Linked DNA regions of Mus musculus: region 2 is linked to region 1. The links are chromatin contacts, found by Hi-C or POLR2A ChIA-PET in ENCODE. All regions are on one chromosome and are shown on one strand. Each heading gives the region's core, a stretch centred on a gene start or an enhancer-like site at or near the end of the contact. The rest is flanking DNA. Distances are from core to core; before and after follow the strand shown.

Region 1 (5,470 bases), core at 1,551-4,050:
CTTTCCCCATAGTCTTAACAAACTAGGAACTCAGACATCTAAATTGTTCCTTTGATCTTTGATGGCTCGCTCTCTGATGTGCTCTTGTGTTAACATTTTATTTATTGTGTAGTGCTGTGTGTGTGTGTGTATGTGTGTGTACAAGTGGAAGTCCCAGGTCAACATTGGGTGTCTTTCTCAATCATTTTCATCTTACTTTGTGAGTTTGGTTTGGTTTGGTTTGGTTTTTCAAGACAGGGTTTCTCTGTGTAGCCTTGACTGTCCAGAACTCCCTCTGTAGATCATACAGTCTTTTACAAAAGTATACTAAAATATTTACAGATTAAATAATTATTACAATTTGCTTCAAAATTTGTAGGGTGTAGAGCAATAAATGTAAAATGGGTAGCCTTCAGGGAGTAATTGCTGGGGCTGATGGGTAATATCAAGGCTGATGGGTAATTGTGTGAAGCTCATGGGTGTTCCCTGAGGCTCATGGGTAATCCCTGAGGCTCATGGGTAATCCCTGAGGCTGAGTAGCAGGCCTGTGAAGTCTATCATATCTTTTTGTCAAGTTTTTTATTTATTGTATTTGAAAATTTCTGTGGAACTTTTTTCTTTTAAATTATTAAGCCTTCCTGAGTATTCTGAATGCTCTTTTCTTAAAGAATATTCTTGCCCTTTACCCACCTCACTTCAAACAGCCCAGGAACAGTAACTTAAAACCCACTAGCATTTCTTTGTACAGTAACATAGAACTCACTTCCTGAACTACTGTTAACTCTGAAAAGACTTTGAGTTTGAATACATAAAAGGATATCCTAGGGGAGAGAAATGAGTTCTAAGAGTAGAAAGAGAGAAAAAAGGAGGGGAAAAACCTGTCTTTATTAAAACTTCCCAGGTATGTGTGTGGGGGGGGGAGGTCATGTGTATACATGTATGTGCACATGTGTGCTCATAGAGAGCTTCCACAGAGGTATAGAGACAATGGCTAAATTCTTAACCGTCAGGTTATAGTCACATAGGCCCTCCGTCAACCTTATTGAAGGTGACTATCAATACTTTGAAAGAAAGGGACTTCTTTTCCAATAGTCAGCAAGCCAATGCTGAGACTACTTGGATGGAGATAGGGTGAATTTTTGCCTAAAACTGGGAATAGTCTAGATTTGCATGCTGGAAACCACGTGAGAGCAAGAGTCACCTCAAGTGCTGGAACCTTCAGCTTCTGATGAGATCTCTGGAAGAACACGAAACTGCATGTCTGGGGGTGTGGGGTAGGGCCCTTGGGGTGCAGTAAAAGGAGAAAAAAGTATGGCTTTTATTGGTTAGAGCCAGGTTACACGGTCACCAGAGCCATAAAACCTGTGAGGACACTTTGCAAACAGCCTTTTGTTTATCTAAGTGACTATACCTTTCAACTAGACAGAAGACAGATGTCTATTAATGAGTTCCTAGGCCAGGCCAGGTGCTGGCTACCACCCTTTCTGTTTGCATGGCTTTTGATACTTTTTTGCTGGGGGGGGGGGGTTGTCCCCCACCACCACTGGCTTTCCCACTCCCACCCTAATTATTAGTAGTAGATGACCCTGGAACAGAGGGCGGACAGGTGGACCTGAGTAAACCCCTACTCTTCCACAGAAAGATGTTTCGATGTCTCCAGTTGTGCTTTGAGTCTAAGCTGGAGCTAGTACTTTGTTTACATTGAACCTCGGTTAGTTTTGAAGGGAAGTATGTCTTTGTGTGGTGTCAAACAGCCTCACCTATTGCTGTGTGTCCTTGAAATACAGGCCTCAGCTATTTTTGTTCGTTCCTTTGTTTATTTAGAGAAGTTGGGTCTTGTTTTATTTTCCCTGGGTAACATCAAATTCACAGAGATCTGCCAGCCTCTGCTTCCCAAGAGCTGGGATTTAAGGCGTGTGCCACCATGCCCGGCTCAATTTTATTTTTTAAGTAAAGGTCTCTAACACTTCATTCTCTTGCCTCGGCCTCCCGGGGACTGAGATCACAGGTGTGAGTCACCACTAGTTTATTTGCTGTGTGGGTTTGTTTTGCTCAGTGTTAAAGATCAAACCCCAGGATTTGAAAAGTACCTTGGCTAAGCACCCTACATATGAGCGAGCAACGCCCCTGGCCCGTTTAGGCTATTACTCACACTCAGGCTAATACACATCAACTTTAAATGTACAGTTTCACTCGTTTGGGTGATAACACATACAAGATCCTACTTTATCTTGTGTGTTTCTGCTTTTGTTAAAGAAGCAATGTCAGGAGAGGATCACCTCACATACTCCCAGAGACTAATGAATGATCTTTCTTGCTAAGCATCGGTGTCTGCATCTTTCTCAACAGACTGACTCGCTAGATCCGTCTGGACAGTGTGCCGTTAAGTGGGGTGTGCGGGCACCCTTAAGCGATGGTCCTTATTCTTCTGAGTAGCATTCAACCATTTCTGCTAGCATACATTGACATATCAAAGCGAACCACGCGGTTGTGGATTTCGCTTAGTGCTTGAAAACCAGTGCAAGGTCCTGGGTTCAGTTCTTAGCTCCTGGGAGAGGGACAAAGGACCACCAACCTCGTCCTCCTCAATTTTGGAGAAAAAAAAAAAAAAAAAAAAGGTAAAAGATAAGCACAAAGCAAGCCACTCCATCCCGGAAAGACAGCCAGTCCCTGCAGCCCTAGGAGCTGGTGTTCCGATCACGCATGCGTAGACACGCCTATGTGCTAGAGGCGCTCCGGCAGGGGGCAGTATAGCGACCAGAGGGTGTAACGCCTGTCGTACTCTCTGGGCGTAAAGCAGCTTTGCTTTACGGCTCCCGCCTCCGCCGTAAAGCCAGCGTGCCCACGTGCGACAGCGACAACTTGCCACTGGGAACCTTGTGTTTTGTTTGTTTGTTTGTGGCGAGCTTGACGTTTCCGCTATGGGCAAACGCCGGAACCGGGGCCGCAGCCAGATGCTCAGCACCATGACCAAGAAGCAGAAGAAGCACCTCCGCGACTTCGGCGAGGAGCACCCCTTCTACGACAGGTCGGGGTGCGCGGGCCGCCGGGAGGGCTGGTTCCGGCCGAGTTGAGCCGGGTCCGGTCGGTGCAGGACGGGAACCCCGCTGCGGAGGTGCGCTCTGCACCGGGACCTGCTGAGACCGCGGGCCGTGCTGCCTGTCATCCGAGCACGCGCGGGCTCAGGCGCGAAATCGCAGCTTAGCCCAGCCAGGGCCGCGTAAGGGTCTCCAAAAACAGGACGGGAGGTCGGGAGATAAAGTTGGCCCTGAGAGGTGAACCCCGGTGTGCCGTTAAAAGCCAGTTTCTGACTTATCCTTTCTTAAGAGATGTCATTGAGCTCTCTTGTCTGTTACCCTTTTGTCTGCTGATCATCTCTGCCCTTGTGCATGCAGAATTTCATTTTTTACACTGACTGGATATTATCCTGTATTGGACATTTTTTTTTTTTTTGGTATTCATTTAAAGCAGAATCATTATGCCTTTTCGTGATTGTTACGAACTAGCAGCTAAAGTTTAATGTTATCTATTTCTATTTTAGGGTTTCCAAGAAGGAAGCCAAGCCGCAGATTTGTCAGCTGGTAATGCTTTTTTTCTTTATAGTAGTTGGAATTGGGTTGTTACCTTTAAGATTGGGTGTAAACGTAAAGTTTGGTTTGCATCCCCGTGTTTCTCTGTTTTGGGTGTGAGCTGTGATTTTAGTAATGCTACCCAATTGGTTGTAAGTGATGGAGACAGCTGTAGAAATTACCATGTGATGAGAGAGGCTATGGTTGGAAACTACCCCATGACACTGTCTTAAGTTCTGTGGAAGGGGTTCATCAGAGTGCTGGCTCCTTGTGCATGAAAGGCTTCACACAGTATAAAATGGACAAGGGGCCCGGAGACTCAGACAGTGACACTTGCTTGTAATTCTCCTCTTACATCATGCAACATGAAACCTGATGTCTGAGATGTAAGTTAAAACTCATAACCTGAAATTTTGTTTGAAAAGTCAGTTTTCTTTCCACGTGCAGCTGATGTCAATTAGAACCATAGCTTGGTTAACTGTTTTATTTAAGTTTCATGCCCGGCTTGGTTCAAGAGATGAGACTGTAATATTTGCTGAAAAGCTCATAGGGATTTTTGTTTTGTCTGTGAGTTAATGTATATTCATTATACAAAGTAGCGGGTTTCCTAAGGACTTTTCCAGTCAAAATTATCTGATCGTATTCATTTCCTTCCTTTGACTGTTTGTCTTCCATCTCTGCTCATCCCTTTCCTCTTCCCAAATTCTTGTCCTTTTGATTTCATGACTTCTAATTTCTTTTAAATCTAGTTTCCTTGTGCAAGAGAAAATATTACTTGTCTTTAGTCTGACTTATTTTTACTTCCTTATCACCCATTCTATCCATCCCCTTGCATGTGATATAATTTCCTTCTTTGTGGTTGAGGAAATTCCACTAATATGTATTTCTCACATTTTCTTTCTTATTTTTATTTTGACAACAATATATATATATATTAATTTCTCATTTTTCTTTAGCCAGAGAGTTCAGATTCTTCACATTCTGAAAGTGAATCAGAGAGTGAACAAGAGCACGTTTCAGGGTACCACAGACTGCTTGCTACATTAAAGAATGTTTCTGAGGAAGAGGAAGAGGAGGAGGAGGAGGAGGAGGAGGAGGAGGAGGAGGAAGAGGAAGAGGAAGATGACAGTGCTGTAGGTGATGCAGAAATGAATGAGGAAGCTGGCAGTGAGGATGGCAGTGTGGGAGAAGCTGCTGTCTCGGAGGCTGCTGAGGAGGCTGCTGAGACACAGGAACGTAAGTGCCTGGGGCCGGCCTGTCCTCTTCATTCTGTGTTGTGTGGGCTGAGTGAGAGCATGTGGTTCCAAGGCAGAGATTCAGCCTTGTTGGGTTGGGTTAGCTTTTGAGACTCTGATGGGAACACAGGACCCTCTCATCAGGAAAATGCTGTTGGCTTACTCTTTGGGGGACTTGTAACCTCCCGTAAGACCGCTTGGCGTATCAGGGGGACATTATGTGGTCACTGTGACAGCTCAGTTCACTGAAGAGGTTGTTCCGCTTCAGTAAGAGACCAGGTTTGATGGGAGGTAGACATAAAAATACAAACTTTCATGTTGTAGATTTGTTTATATGAAGCAGCTGGAGAGGAGATGAGGCTGCTCTCACTGGGTCCTTAAGGTGACTCTGAGAGGTACTGGGACTGAGAGCCCAGAGAGACTCTGTCTTAGGGCTCAGATGCACCGCTAAGTGATCTTCTGTGCCTGGGAATCACATCCAGGGTCTTGTGTATGTCAGACTGAGCTCGTCTTTTGAGTTACGGTCTTACTGTGTAGACCAGGCTGGCCTTCCGCTTACGATCCGACTTCTGCCCTGGAATACAGGTGTATACCTGTGAAGGAAGGCTTTCCGCCTGTCCCCAGATCTCAAATGACGACTCTGAGACTTAGTTATGAACAAGTGCCTAGACCATAAGCTTGGGCTTG
Region 2 (5,470 bases), core at 1,238-3,737, 71 kb before region 1:
AAACAGGCCAGATGCCCTTTCAGAAGCTGTAAGGTGTGTGTGTGTGTGTGTGTGTGTGTACATGCCCACACACATGTGCATGTGTTACTAGATATATACGTGTGTATGTGGCATGCATATGACTGTGTGTGTGAGGTTGCAATGGGCTTTGTACAAGGTTGTGGCTCTGGCTGTAATGTAATTTTTTTTCATGTAGGGTATATGGGCTGGCCTCAGACTCCCTATGCAGCAAGGAATGACCTTGAACTCCTAATCTTCCTGCCTCCACATTCAGAGCTCTGAGATTATATGTATACACCACCATGATCAATTTATGTGGTACTACAGATGAAACTCAGCCTCATGCAAGTTGGATGGATAGTAAATAGTTCTTGATAACAGGCAGTCACCTCACAGAATCTATACAACAAACACAGATCTTGTCTACCGTGAACCCTTCTTATACAGAAAACCGAGATTTTTATGTCTAAATGACACTCCACCAACAAGGCCCACACAGACCCCACAGAGGGCTGAGTGCCTGATCTGCCACAGATGTGGACTGCAACTAGCTCCATGTAGCATAGCAGACAACCTTGTAAATGTAGGGGATGAATACTATTGCTCCCACCCAATGACTGGATGTTGGACCACCTCTGAGATGTGTGGACATCTGATTTAAAAGTGACCAGCAAAATCCTTGAAAGACTAAAGAGCAAAGTCTTCGAAAGACTAACAACAGTTTGCCTACCCCAGACCTCCTGACAGACTCAAGGTTTGTCAATCAGCTTTCCCTCGCCTTAACAAACTCCCCCAAAAAATAAGTTATGAAGAGAGAAGTTTGGAAGGTTCATTCCATGATCAGTTACCTCAGACGTTTCCAGGCCTGTGATGAGGTGAACAGCAGAGCAGAACTTCGTGATAGGGCAAAAGCTCACCTCATGACTAGAAAGTAAAAAGTGGAGAGAAGAGCCTAGATGGACTCTCCCCTCTGAGGACACACTACCAACAGTCTAACTGCCTCCCAATAAGCCCATTCCCAAGATTCTAGCACCTTCCAGCAGTGCTGAGGTGGGGAGCTAGGCTCTGAGATGTGGAACTTTGGGGGATCCAAACCACAGCATATAGATAGATAGATAGATAGATAGATAGATAGATAGATAGATACCACTAGTAGACTAATAAAAGTACCTGGAGCTTTATTCTAGAATAAATTACTTGGGCTGGTAATGCACTCATGTATTCATGCACCCATGCACTCATGCACTCATGTACCCATGTACTCATGAACCCATGCTATGTGACTTTGAACTTGCATTAACATTAGTCCCAGTAGCATGAGTATAGCACCCAAAGAGTACCCAGCCATAGATAAGAATTTGATCTCTGTATACATTTCTATATAGTTTTTAATAAAGTCCAAAAGGATCTATGGCAATTCTGATACAATCTCCTGTCTCCCTGTGTTCTCGGGTATTTCTCACCCTAGGAGCCTCCTTGGTCTGGGTTCTAGTATAAGAATCTGGCCTGCGTGCTTCCTTCCTGCCTACTTCTTGACTTTTTCTCTTAAGAGAATGAGGAAATAGCAGTCATGAAGAGGACTGTGATAAGTTCTCCATGTTAACAAAACTTATCCTAGCTACTTGAATATATCATTATCTGCCTCACACCTGCTTCATACCTGTCTCACACCTGCCTCACACCTGTCTCACACCTGCCTCACACATTTCGAACTGTATAGTCTCCATACTGAGTGGCTTGTTCAGAAGGTTGCAGAGCAGTCCTTGAACTTGTACAAACTCAGTTTCCTGTTTATCTATCCTGAGTTGCTCTGGGATTTCCCATTTGTAAGTTTCTTTTTAATGTATCAGTTCTCTTTAATTTTTCCCAAAATTTCTTAGTTCAATTCACTGGGATTTTTCAGATTCTTTTGGCTACCTGCCTTCTGCCCTCTAGCCCTCCATATTTCACCCCTCCACACTGCCTCATAAAGACATGAATCCAGGATGCCCTCAAGGATCTGGAACTCCACAAAACACACAGATCCTTCAGACCACAGGAGACTCTACCCAATGCCAGTATTGGGAAAAAGAGACTCCAAACAGCTAGATGGTATGAGAAACATCCCTCCTGGGTCTTACCACAGAAGTGGCAAGGTATAGATATGGCCCAGAATTCATCCCTGTGTAGTCCTAGAAAAACATTTTTTTTTAAACAGGGTTTCATGTAGCTCAGGCTAGCCTTGAACTCAATATGGATGATCTTGACCTCCTGGTCCTCCTGCCTCTACTTCCTGAATGCCGGGGTTTCAGGTCTGGCTTTTAATGCTGGGGGTGGAGTCTAGGGCTTTGTGCTTGCTAGGCAAGTAAGCACTCTACCTACCGAGCTACAGCACCAACCAGAGGAAGTGAATACTGGGCTGAAACTGCCAGAGAGCAGACCAATCAGGTAGTTGGAGAGTGGGTGCCTGGGTGGACTTCCTCACCAGCCCTGGAGGCCCCAAGAGTGCAGGGGCCCTCTCAAATTGCTAAGGGCAAGGAGAGGAACTGAGGTTTGTGAACACTGTGGCTTGTGTTTCCTGTTTCAGCATGCTGCTGTGCGAAAATAACGTCAGTATAAGAAGAAAATGGTGAGGGGGTTTAGAAACTTCTTCAGAAACTCGGCTTGACAGCTTCCCCAGCCTTCTGAGACCAGAGAGACCTAGAAAGAAAGGGCTGAAGGCTCTCCTGAGACACTTGAGACAGAACCTGGGACTTGAGGTAACTGTGGAGGAAGATGCTTTGGGATCTTGGTTTGGATCTGCTGACTTAGGGTGGGGCAGAATACGCTCTGCCATGCCAGCCTCCTGCGTAGCAGCAGGTGGTAGAATGTACTCGATGGGGCTTGTATGACAAAAAAACATCCTGTGCTAGAGACCTCAGGCAACCACAGGGTATGGCTCCCAGCTCTGCTCCGTCTGATGGCTTCGGTTAGGTGTGAGTTGCATGGCTTGGTGTTGGTGTGCTCTGCATCCATAACACAAATTAAATGACTTTTCCCAATCCCTTCAATGTAGGGATCCCTGTAACAGGCTCTTCAGCTCCCGCTGAGAACTCTGAACTAAGAAGGCCAGATTCGTGTAGGAAGCCACCCATCATCTCCTCTGCATACACAGCCAGGAGGTAGGTGCAAAACTGTGGCAAGTCAACATGTCTGTAGTTGAGGGGCAGTGTGCTGCTGTCTTCCTGTGCAGGAAGGAGAGCCTTCCCTAGCCAGTACTAGCCCTTCCTCCGAGCTCTAACTAGGCCCTTTCATGTTGGCCAGGGGTACCTCAGAAACTACAGAAATCCTGGGCAGTGGCCTTGTGACCTTTTTCTGAACTACAGGACCAGTTCCTTTTTTTCTATAGCCTGTCCCTGTCCATCAGACTTTCCATAGCCTACTTGCGTTAAAGCAAGCCAGGATGATCCCACCATCCTAGAAGGCTGTGTGGTTCCATACAGGTGTCACGCCACACCCCAGGAGGTGTAGAAGGCTATGGGTTTGGAGACACTCCTCTCTCTAGGGAGCCATTCCTATTGCAACTTCCTAAGCATTAAGACCTAATGATGCAGAGAGTAAAATAGCCATATTTCAGTGGCCCTACAGACAATAGATGGAGAACAGGAAGAGACATCCTCACAGACCTGTTCTCAACCCCTCAGACCTTTCTTCTTCCCGTCTGGAAGGTAGGGAACCTGGGAGCTCCCTCTGGTAAGTCCCACAGTGGGGAGCCTAAGCCCTCACACTTATAATGGCATCTCCTTTCTTCACCTACCTGTTCTTTGACTTCCTGTCTGACCTAATTGAGTTGATGATTACATCCAGACCACACAGAAGTGTTTTGTCCTTGTAACCCAAACTCAGAGACTACAGGAACCACAGTAAAATTATTCCAAGATGGAGCTACAAGCCCTGTTCAGAACTGAGAGTGGGAGTAGGGGAGTCAGAGGGCAAAATTGATCATTCTCTGTCCTACAGTCTGGCGTTCCCTGGGGCATTTGATTCACAGCACCAAGTTTTCAGTATTCAGCGCCAGCCATGATAACTACAATATTTTTATATCTATTATTTTTAAAAGGCTGTCGCTTATCATATGCCATGTGGTAGGTATATGGTGTGGGTGTTGGGTGTTGTCTTTTAAGGTTCATGCCCCTTCAAGGGAAGTTTTAGCCCCATCTTATAAATAAGAACACTGAGGCTTAGCAACCCCCCCCCCCCCACACACACACACATACCTGTTTGGTGGGTATTGACAACCTAGAAGTGAGTCACAGTCTGGCCCCAAAGCAAGGGTTCCCCTCCTTCAGTGAAGACAGAATAATCGGGTGCTGTGGCTTGAAGATGCACATGTATGTAATTCCAAGTCTCCTCTATATATTCATTTATGACAAAACACAAGTAGGCTTTTTGGCTCATTTTCTACATAATTCAATAAACAGGGTGACATGTGGCAGATCTAGGGAGCCCCACAGAGGGAGAGTGGGAAGAAGCCTGAGAGAAAGGCAAACAACACCTCAGTCCTTGGGGAAAGCTCTGCCCAAGGCAGAGAGTGTCCCTCCAGTCCTCTAGAGTCAGATAATTAAAAGTATACAGGACTTAGTCACACAAGAGCCCTCCAGAGAGTGAGATTGCCCAGCAACAGCCATGTGAATGAGTACTGTGACCAGAGGGAGAATAGGAAGCCTGCACAGGACTCGGTCTTGTGCTAGGATAGGCATCAAAGTCCCAACAAAGAAACACAGGGACCTCTCTTCCTGCAGAGTCTGTGCAGCCTATAAACATGAGGGGTCAGTGTTTGCAAAACCATGGAGGAACTGAATTCCTGGGCAGTGGGATAATCAGGTCATAGAGAAGAGGCAGCGGCTGTGACGAGGACCTTCCTCCATCACCACAGTCTGACCCCAGAGGGTATAGGAGGCAGGGTACAATCTCTGATGGCGGGGTGTAGTTCATCTGAGTCCAGCCCTGGTTCCACCAGGCTACCAGAGCCCAAAATAAGTCTAGCCAAATCCATAGCTGATGGGTGAAGATGAGGGTTTGGGGCACTATATGGATGCCAGGCAAGGCCACCTAGAGGGGCATCAAGGGTGACCTGTCCTGAAAACTGTTCCTTGAGGACTTCCCACTATATAGGTTTCTCTTGTCTTGTTTCTTATGATTTTTAGGATTCCTGTTGAAGGCACCCCACATGCTTGATAGATGGAAGATTTGGGGACCAGACTGAGTCTGGCAGGGAGGTGATCCTAAGAGAATAGAATCTCCCCCTCTGAGTCCCTGAACCAGATTCTCTGAAATGAACCATCAAGCATTTTTAAGGTCCTCAACTAACAGACTGACTTGATCAGCAGCTGAGAGTCAGAGCCCAGCACTAGATACACAGTAGATGACAAAGAGGAAAGTTGGGAGTGCTGATGAAGGAATTAGAGCAGGTTTCCCTAGGTCATGGCAGTCCAGAGCCACAAGATGGCTG

What was found. A loop is a pair of places that touch in the nucleus more often than their neighbours do. ChIA-PET counts read pairs that join two places held with the same protein, here RNA polymerase II (POLR2A).
Region 2: a loop to region 1 is called in a map of v-Abl transformed pro-B cells, with 2.6 times the contacts of the local background. The contact joins the promoter of Traf3ip3 here to the promoter of Utp25 in region 1. A Hi-C loop is called at or near these places in 5 of 37 maps with a recorded cell type or tissue (T-helper 2 cell, heart, regulatory T cell and 1 more). POLR2A ChIA-PET finds 5 or more read pairs at or near these places in 1 of 5 experiments (Patski).

The regions. Positions count from the first base shown.
Region 1 is chr1:193,127,581-193,133,050 of GRCm38, reverse strand. Utp25 (UTP25 small subunit processome component) reads left to right here and starts at 2,800. Exons shown (of 12, transcript NM_145415.2): 1 at 2,800-3,007; 2 at 3,521-3,560; 3 at 4,505-4,784. The coding sequence starts at 2,901.
Region 2 is chr1:193,198,563-193,204,032 of GRCm38, reverse strand. Traf3ip3 (TRAF3 interacting protein 3) reads left to right here and starts at 2,487. Exons shown (of 16, transcript NM_153137.4): 1 at 2,487-2,738; 2 at 3,035-3,140.